2 separate regions of the Homo sapiens genome follow, and region 1 is linked to region 2. The links are chromatin contacts, found by Hi-C or POLR2A ChIA-PET in ENCODE. All regions are on one chromosome and are shown on one strand. Each heading gives the region's core, a stretch centred on a gene start or an enhancer-like site at or near the end of the contact. The rest is flanking DNA. Distances are from core to core; before and after follow the strand shown. Region 1 has its middle 19 kb from the start of CRYZL2P-SEC16B. Region 2 overlaps RASAL2 (RAS protein activator like 2).

Region 1 (4,472 bases), core at 1,489-3,988, 210 kb after region 2:
ATTTGTAGTATTTGATACATAAAGATTTTTAAATCCAGAGAGAGCAAACCAGATAAGTGACACACCTTACAGAATGCTGCCTCAACATGTTTGCTCCTAATTGGGTTTGCTACTATGGGGACAATCATAGCTTATATATTTTAAGACCTTTGTGGTGCTGTATCTTACAAATGCCATAAAATATGCTACTCCTGTTTTGGAAGTCAAGAACTGAGAGTTGTTGAACTACTTCTACACGCACAGCCCACAGCTAAATCTATATAGTTGCTGGAAATTTCACTTTAGCAGCACCCCTGCATGTTTGGGGTGAAATAGAATAAGGCATTAGTCCTGTGACCTCCAGTCTGTGCCAGGTCAGTGGGAGTTAAAAGCCAAATTGTTGGAGTGTCCTTTTCTGAAGTGAGTTAGTACCGGAAACTCAAATGCCAAAAAAGAGAGAGAGAAAGAGAGAGGGAGGGAGGGAGAGATTATACTTCACGTATCTATTTTTATGTTATTGGGCTTCATCACAATCTCCCCCTAAAACGGTTGACCCAGCAGGACAGAGAGATCTCAGCAGCCCTCACTTACCCCTGGTGAAAACCACCATCTCGGAAAGCCCTCCGCCTTCCCCCCCTCACAGGACAATGCTCTTAATTAGCTTCACCATATTTCCCAGAGAACAAAAGCTCCCCACCCCTTACAGGAAAAGCTTTTGCAGGAGATATCTCACTGGGGAAGCGCCAGGCGCACAACAGGGAGAGGAGAACATACAGGCTGTTCTGAGCTCTGCAAAGAGACACAAACTCTGGATTCTCTAGGGAGTCTCAGAGGTTAGCCCAGCACATTTTTTCTCCACGTGACAAGCACGTGCTTCATATACCCTGAGGTGGCCAACTTCAGAGGGCCCCTTTCCTCCTCTCTCTCCTTCAGTCACTAGCTGGGGGGCTGGGGTTAGAAACCTTGGGGGTGGCAAAATAAGCTGGAATAATCTTTAGAATTGAGTATCTGAGAAGCAGTAGGAGAGGAACAGGGAGTTTATTTCAGGTGACAGACACAGAGCAGGCCCCTATTTTTTTTTTCCTGAGACTAATAATATTTCTGGAATGAGGATGCTTGAATCATATGTCGCTTCATACCACTGTGTGGGAAGTCTCAGTTATGAGCCCAACAATCAAAGACATGGTGGTGCTTTGAAGACTTGGTGGGGGGCCTTGCAAAGGCGTCTAGAAGCATGCTGGGGGGAGGCATGTGGGGGGGGCAATGTGATTGCAAGCAAAAAGGGCAATTAAGGAAGAAAAAGACTGCCTCACCTTGGCCTGTTTGGGGCCAAAGAAGATGGGGCTGAAAAATCTTCTCTCAACAGTTTTGTTCCTCCCATTAAACGTGTTTTTTGAAAAACAGAGGAAAAAAAATCTTGCTTAAATGCCTCTTCCTGAGTAAGTTCACTGTCAGGAAAGGAAAATCCAAACGCTCGAATATTCTATTTTTGTGTCCAGAGGCTCCAGCCCCTGCACACAGACTCTTCCTCACTCTGAAGGAAAGGAAACTGGGCGGGAGACCTCCCTGTCACAGAGGCCGGAATTGAGGAACCTGTGTCCCTCCAAGGCCTGTTCTCCATACATTCGGCTTCCATTTTAGGAAATGAGGATATAGTGCAGGCTGCTTTGGGATTGGCCTGAGGGTGGAGTTAGTGGTTTAAAAAAAAAAGTGCTCCTTTGACTATTCTCCAGGCAAGCAGCAAGCGCGGAACTAGACTTTAATTAAATTGGGAGGTTTAAACGGCTGCATTAGTATTACACTTCCTCTGGTCATTAAAGTTTACTGCCATCACCTGCTTCTCAGCTAACATGTAGATAAGGACGAGAGGCCTGATTAAGAGTTTTACATTTTGATGTGTGAGCAAAGTGAAAGCTGTAAGTCAGTCATAGCAGTAATAAAACAGCAGTTACCTAGGAAGATAAAGCCCCTCTTCGTACGTTCCACATTAATTTTGTACACTGATCCATACATTTGTCTGTAGTTTCCCCCTCTGCATTGCCTTTATTTAATTAATTTTTTAAATGGACACATAATAATTGTGTATGTTTATAGGATACATAGGAATGCTGCAATACATATAATGTATAGTGATCAGATCAGGATAATTAGCATCTCCATCATCTCAAATATTTATCACTTCTTTGTGTTGGGAACATTCAATAGGCACTGCCTTTAAATGATGGTAAGTGCTAAGGGTGTCCAACCTGGGAACTGGGGTTTGGACCACCACTCTTCCTCTCAATCCAGTGTGGCTCTTCCTCCTTCTGCACTTTACTAGAGATGGCCCTTTTCAAGGACTGTAAGGGACACAGAGAAGGGCAGTCCAGCTTGTGATAGTCACATTTTTAAGCTATTCCTGTTTCCTCTGCCATCCAGCATGGGAAGCAGACCTTAAAAACAGACCTCAGTTTGAAAGGATTTCAAGGGAAGCTGGTAAATGGAGATGGAGGAAGGAAACCGGAAAGGTCCAGTTAAAGAGAGACTGATTCCTATGGCTTTGCTTGTTTATTACTACTCCAAGGTAGCACTGACCCTGGCATAGACAGGTCCTCCTAAAATGCAGATCTTATTAGGGAACCACCATTCCCCTGCTCTTAACCCTTCAGTGGTTCCCCAGTGACCGGAGGATGATGTCTAGGTAGCCCAGTTATGATTTACAAGACTCTTCATGAGCTGGCCCCAGTCTACCGCGAGCTCTCCATGCTGTTCAGCACACCCCCACTACCACGGGGCCAGCCCTACTGCCTTTCTTTCAGTTCCTCAAATATACTGTTTCTTCTCTCCCCCAGCCTTCAAACATGCTCTTTCTCCCTCTGCTCCTAACTCATCCTTCCTTTCATTGGACATTTCTACCCCAGGGAAGCCTTCTGTTACCACCCTGGCTCTGGATTAGGCTTCTCTCCTGTGAACACCCACAAACCTCCTGCTTTACCTACCACGTAACACACTGCTCTGGAATCATTGTGCTTGCTGGCCTGTCTCTCCAACTGAACTGTAAACACATGAGGGCAGCACTAAGCGTTTGCCTTGTCCAGTGTTGTACTCCCAGTAGCTGGCACACAGTAGTGCTCTGCAAGTATTTGTTGAATAAATGGCTACTGTGCAATATGACAATTGAAAGCCCAGTGGTACTTCCCAGATTTACATTCGACATGTTTATTTTAGTTAAGTCACTGCTAAGACACAGGAAGGGCCCTGAATTAGACATGTGTTGTAATTAGGCTGCCCTGACCTCCTCTTCTCCCTTTCACTTTATTCCAAGGCCCTCTCTCATCCCACCTTTTCCACGATGCCTTCTCAGGAATCCTGGTTTGCAGTCATCCGAGTCAGCTTAGGGGCCACTCCCTGTGTGTACATTTACTGGCAAACGTCTGCGTCAGATTTTGTAATTTAAAAAAAATTTTTTTTACTGTTCATTTGAAAATTACTATTAATTATAATTGCTTTTAAATGATTTTACAATTTTGTCTTATCTTTTCCAGGTTTTTCTTGATAGTAGGAAGGATGTTTTCTTTTATTAATCCTGTTGATACCTAATGCTTTTGCAGTACACAATTTGTGTTTAATGAATACACACGAGATAACTTAAACTCTAATTTTTCTTTAGAAATTGAATTTATTATAGTGCCATTGTGGAAATGAATACTAGATCTGTTTGGTGATGTGGCAACTGCACTAAGTTTCTTAAAGGAAACTGTGGTTCCAGGATGGGCTTGGAAGCTGTAGCCCAGAACTATGTGGGCACCGCATCCCTGGTGGGTTGGCAGGAACAGGAAGCCCGCAGCCAGAAAAAACATTGTTCCATGGTGCCCTCTAGTGAGCCAAGGCGCCACCAGGTCAGAAGTCAGGGCCAGAGGCCCTCCAACCTCGGCAGGAAGCAGGATCATCCGGGGAGCCTGACAAAACTGTAGATGTCAGTGCTCCTTCCCAGAATGCCAAGCCAGCAGGGAGATCAAGCCCTTCAATCAGCATCTTCAGGGATCTGATGCACACAGTCCTCAGATCACACTTTGTGAAGTACTGACTAGGTGATGCTCATCAGAAAAAAACTCTCCAGATACATAATCTGAGAACACCCACGCCCATTCTTCTGCTCCTAGGGATGGATCACTGACTTCTTGCTTACTACTCAAGGATGGATTTGGATGAGAAAGACAGAGAGAGGAGAGAGAGAGAGAGGGAAGAAACAGTGTCTACATCTCTGGTATGAATCCAGTACACACAAGAATATTGAGCAGCAAAAAATGGATGGAAACACTGAGCGAATGTTTTAGGGAGGATTGTGTCACCCTCTTTTGATACCTATCTCCAATCCAATAAAGCACTAATGAAGAGCGCTACTTTCCTCATTTTGTACCCTTCCTGGCAACAAGGGTGGGGAGGTGCCTGGCTTTTATCAAGCAAACCATCCACGGCCACCACTATGTCAGACTTTTAAAGTATATCATCTC
Region 2 (4,095 bases), core at 887-3,386:
TAAAGAATTCAGGGCGAGTCCGCAGTGCAAAATGAAAGCAAGTTTATTAAGAAAGTAAAGGAATAAAAGAATGGCTACTCCATAGACAGAGCAGCCCCAAGGGCTGCTGGTTGCCCATTTTTATGGTTATTTCTTGATAATATGCTAAACAAGGGGTAGATTATTCATGCCTCCCCTTTGTGGACCATATAGGGTACGTTGTCATGGCATTTGTAAACTGTCATGGCGCTGGTGGGAGTGTAGAAGTGAGGACGACCAGAGGTCACGCTCGTCACCATTTTGGTTTTGGCAGGTTTTGGCCAGCTCCTTTACTGCAACCTATTTTATCAGGAAGGTCTTCATGACCTGTATTTTGTGCTGACCTCCTGTCTCATCCTGTGACTTAGAATGCCTTAACCATCTGGGAATGCAGCCTGGTAAGTTTCAGCCTCACTGTACCCAGTTCCTACTTAGGATAGAATTGCTCTGGTTCACACGTGTCTGACAAGAAGATGTCCTCCTTCAAAATGGGGGAATGTCTTAGTCTGCTCAGGCTGCCTTAACAAAATATTATAGACGGTGTGAGTTAAACAACACAAATTTATATTCACATAGTTCTGGAGGTTATGAAGTCCAAGATCAAGGTACTGGCCAATTTAGTTCCTGATGAGGGCTCTTTCTTGGCTTACAGATGGCCACCTTCTCACTGTGTCCTCACATGGGGAAGAGAGATCACTGGAGCCTCTCCCCTTCTTTATAAGGGCAACGGCCCTATTAAATTAAGGTCCCACCCTTATTACCTCATTTAATCTTTATCACTTTCCTCACAGGTCCTATGTCCAAATACAGCACACTCAGATAGAAGGCTTCAACATAAAATAACTTTGGGGAGACACACTCAGTTCATAATAGAAAGTAAACCAAGAAAACAAAAAGCATACAGTATTTAAAAAAACAGGTGCTCCAATACAGGAGAGAAGCAAGTAGTATCTCAACATGACAACGAATAAGAATAGGAGGTTGATAACTATCCACCAGTCCTGATTGCAGCAGTATGGTTAAAGAGACTGGCAGGCTGAAGGCTGTCATACCATGCTTTTCTGCCTATGTGCCATCTTTAAAAACTATTGAAGGAAGCCAGGAGCCGTGGTGCATGCCTGTCGTCCTAGCTACTCAGGAGGCTAAGGCAGGGGGGTCATTTGAGTCCAGGAGTTCAGGTTCAGCCTGGACAAAGGAGCAAGCAATACCCCTCCTCTCTCTCTTTTTTTTCTAAGAGACAGGGTCTTGCTTTGTTGCCCAGGCTGGAGTACAGTGGTGTGATCATAGCTCATTGTGACCTTTAACTCCTGGGCTCAAGCAATCCTCCCAAGTAGCCATGATGACAGACATGCACCACCACACCCAGCTAATTTTTTTTCTTTTTTTTTGAGATGGAGGCTCGCTCTGTTGCCAGGCTGGAGTGCAGTGGTGCAATCTCGGCTCACTGCAACCTCTGCCTCCCGGGTTCAAGCAATTCTCCTGCCTCAGCCTCCCAAGTAGCTGGGACTACAGGTGCTCACCACCATGCCCAACTAATTTTTGTATTTTTAGTAGAGATGGGGTTTCACCATGTTGGCCAGGATGGTCTCCATCTCTTGACTTCGTGATCCACCCGCCTCGGCCTCCTAAAGTGCTGGGATTACAGGTGGGAGCCATTGCGCCCAGCTGCTAATTTTTAATTTGTTTATTTTATTTTGGTAGGGTCTCACTCTATTGCCCATGCTGGTCTTAAATTCTGGCCTCAGGCAATTCTCCTGCCTTTCCACAACTGCTAGGATTATGGGTGTGAACCACTATGCCTGGCCTAGACCTTGTCTCTTAAAAAAAAAAACAAAAAACAACAACTAACTACTGGAGGATATGCTTGAACAAAGCAAGGAAGTAAGTAAAAAAAGAGAGGAAGATCCACACAACGAGGAATACAACCTATGAAAAAGGCAAAAGGAATTCCAAGAATGACAGCAAAAGAAACTCCTAAAATGATAGCTATTCAGGAAATAGGCCTAAAGGTAAGAAGAGGAGGGCTCCATGAGGAATGTTTCCAAGAAAAAAGAAAAGAAAGCAAAATAACACTAGATCTGAGGTGGGTGATCACGAGGTCAGGAGATTGAGACCATCCTCTGGAGGCTGAGGCAGGGGAATAGCTTGAATTCAGGAGGTGGAGATTGCAGTGAGCCCTGCATTCCAGCTGGGCGACAGAGCAAGACTCCCTCTCAAAAAAAAAAAAAAAAAGACACTAGATCTGATACGTTACCTGGTATTATCGACCTTGAGTAAAAATATAATGCAATATTACAGTAAGGTCTGAGAAGAATAAGTAATAAGAAAACTAAACAAACAGGAAAAAAGGGCAATTACAAACTTCAAAAAAAAAAAAAGGAAGGAAAAATAATAATGATATTCAACCATACTCAGCATGGCATAATAATACAAACATTGAATACTGATAAAAACAAACCAACCAATCACCAAAAACTATAGTGAGGAAGTTGGAATGGTTTTATGTGATAGCTAAATCCTCATCCGCCATAATAGGAAATCAGTAAAAAGGTCTAAAATGGATGAATAAAAAAGCAACAGTGTATGTATATTATTTGGAATTAAGAGAGATATGTAAATGCCGAAATAAAATGCTAGAAGAGTCTAAAGTTCTTTCTTCAGAAAAAGGGAACAGGGATGGAGAAAGTCAATGTAATCTGTTAAGAAAAGGATGGATAGACTGACAAAAATGTGGTAGGAGTTAAGAAATTATTTTAGGCAGATAGGAGAGGAAAAGGGGTCCTTGGAAAGTTTTTGTCTCTTTCGAAGCAGCTTCAGAAACATTTCTTGTCTAGCAGGAAAGCCCAGCTCTTAGAGCTGGGCTGGAAACCTTTGATATACAAATGCCAGCCATTAGAAACTGGGTCCGCCCAGCATGGCGATTCCTACCCTTGTTCTCTTGCCTTTGCCCCCACATGTGCCTGGCAACATGGCTGCCCCCCATTTCCCCAAGTGTATAGAAACTCATGGCACTCTGCATTTGCATATTAAAAGGCTAGGGTGGGAGGGCCAGTTTTTTCCCACAGGCTACATGAATGACATGCCTGATCAAACCAATCCCCTGAGCCCTATGCAAATAAGACACTGCCTCTTCCAGCCTCTTCATATACCTGGCTGGTTTCTGCCGCACTTGAGGTCTCCTCTCAGCTTTGGAGGCCCCCTCCCTCTGTCTCTGTACAGGGTAGCTTCTTCCTTCTTTCTTCCCTCTTCTTTCTTGCCTATTAAACTCTCTGCTACTTAAAACCACTCCACGTGTGTCCATGTCGTCTTATCGAATTTGGTGTGAGACAAGAGCCCTGGTGTTCCTCCACTCATTGGAGCCGTATCAAAATGAATAAGGCTGTCCAGTAAAACCAAGTGTAAATGGTATGAGAAAAAAGAAACAAGGGCAGACAAACCAGCTGAATACAGGCAAAAGACTTGAATGCTCACTTCACAAAAAAGAATATCCAAATGTCCATTTAACATGTAAAAAGATGCTCAACTTCATTACTCATCAGGGAAATGCAAATTAAGGCCACAGTGAGATAGCACTACATACCCACTAGAATGGCTAAAATGAAAAAGATACTAAGTATTGTTGAGGAATTGAAGGATCTGAGGGTGAGAGTATAAATTGGTAAAATCACTTTTGAAAACTGTTGGACAATATTAACTAAAACCGAACGTATACATATCTAGCAATTCTACTCCTAGATATATACCCAACAGAAATGTGGACATGTTTTAGTCAAAAGACATGTATAAGAACATACATGCCAGCACTATTCAAAATTGCCAAAAGCTAGAAACAATCCAAAATAAAAACCAACAGTAAAATGGATAAATTTTGGTAATTCATAAAATGAAATACTATATACCAGGGAGAATGAAAGAACTATAACTATAGAAAACAATATGTTTGACTCTCACAAATATAACGTTGAGCAAAAAAAGATACAAAAGATGTGTAATTTTGTTTAAACATCAAAATTGGGTAAACCTAATCTATAGTATTAAAAGTCAGTTTAGTAGTCACTGTTTGCAGGTGAAGTGTCT

What was found. Hi-C counts contacts between places; a loop is a spot of excess contacts on that map. ChIA-PET counts read pairs that join two places held with the same protein, here RNA polymerase II (POLR2A). Pooled maps may share reads with other maps.
Region 1: a loop to region 2 is called in a map of gastrocnemius medialis, with 2.2 times the contacts of the local background. The contact joins two enhancer-like sites. A Hi-C loop is called at or near these places in 1 of 168 maps with a recorded cell type or tissue (gastrocnemius medialis) and 2 of 50 pooled maps. POLR2A ChIA-PET finds 5 or more read pairs at or near these places in 2 of 52 experiments (BJ and MCF 10A).

The regions. Positions count from the first base shown.
Region 1 is chr1:178,054,664-178,059,135 of GRCh38, reverse strand. No RefSeq gene overlaps it. Among named protein-coding and RNA genes, the nearest start is that of CRYZL2P-SEC16B, 19 kb to the right of the region's middle. Within about 2 kb of position 2,738, at least 17 of the 41 ENCODE cell types and tissues checked have a DNase peak (open chromatin) inside an H3K27ac peak, as active enhancers do.
Region 2 is chr1:178,265,778-178,269,872 of GRCh38, reverse strand. The region is part of intron 1 of RASAL2 (RAS protein activator like 2); the gene reads right to left. Among named protein-coding and RNA genes, the nearest start is that of RASAL2, 170 kb to the right of the region's middle. Within about 2 kb of position 2,136, at least 4 of the 41 ENCODE cell types and tissues checked have a DNase peak (open chromatin) inside an H3K27ac peak, as active enhancers do.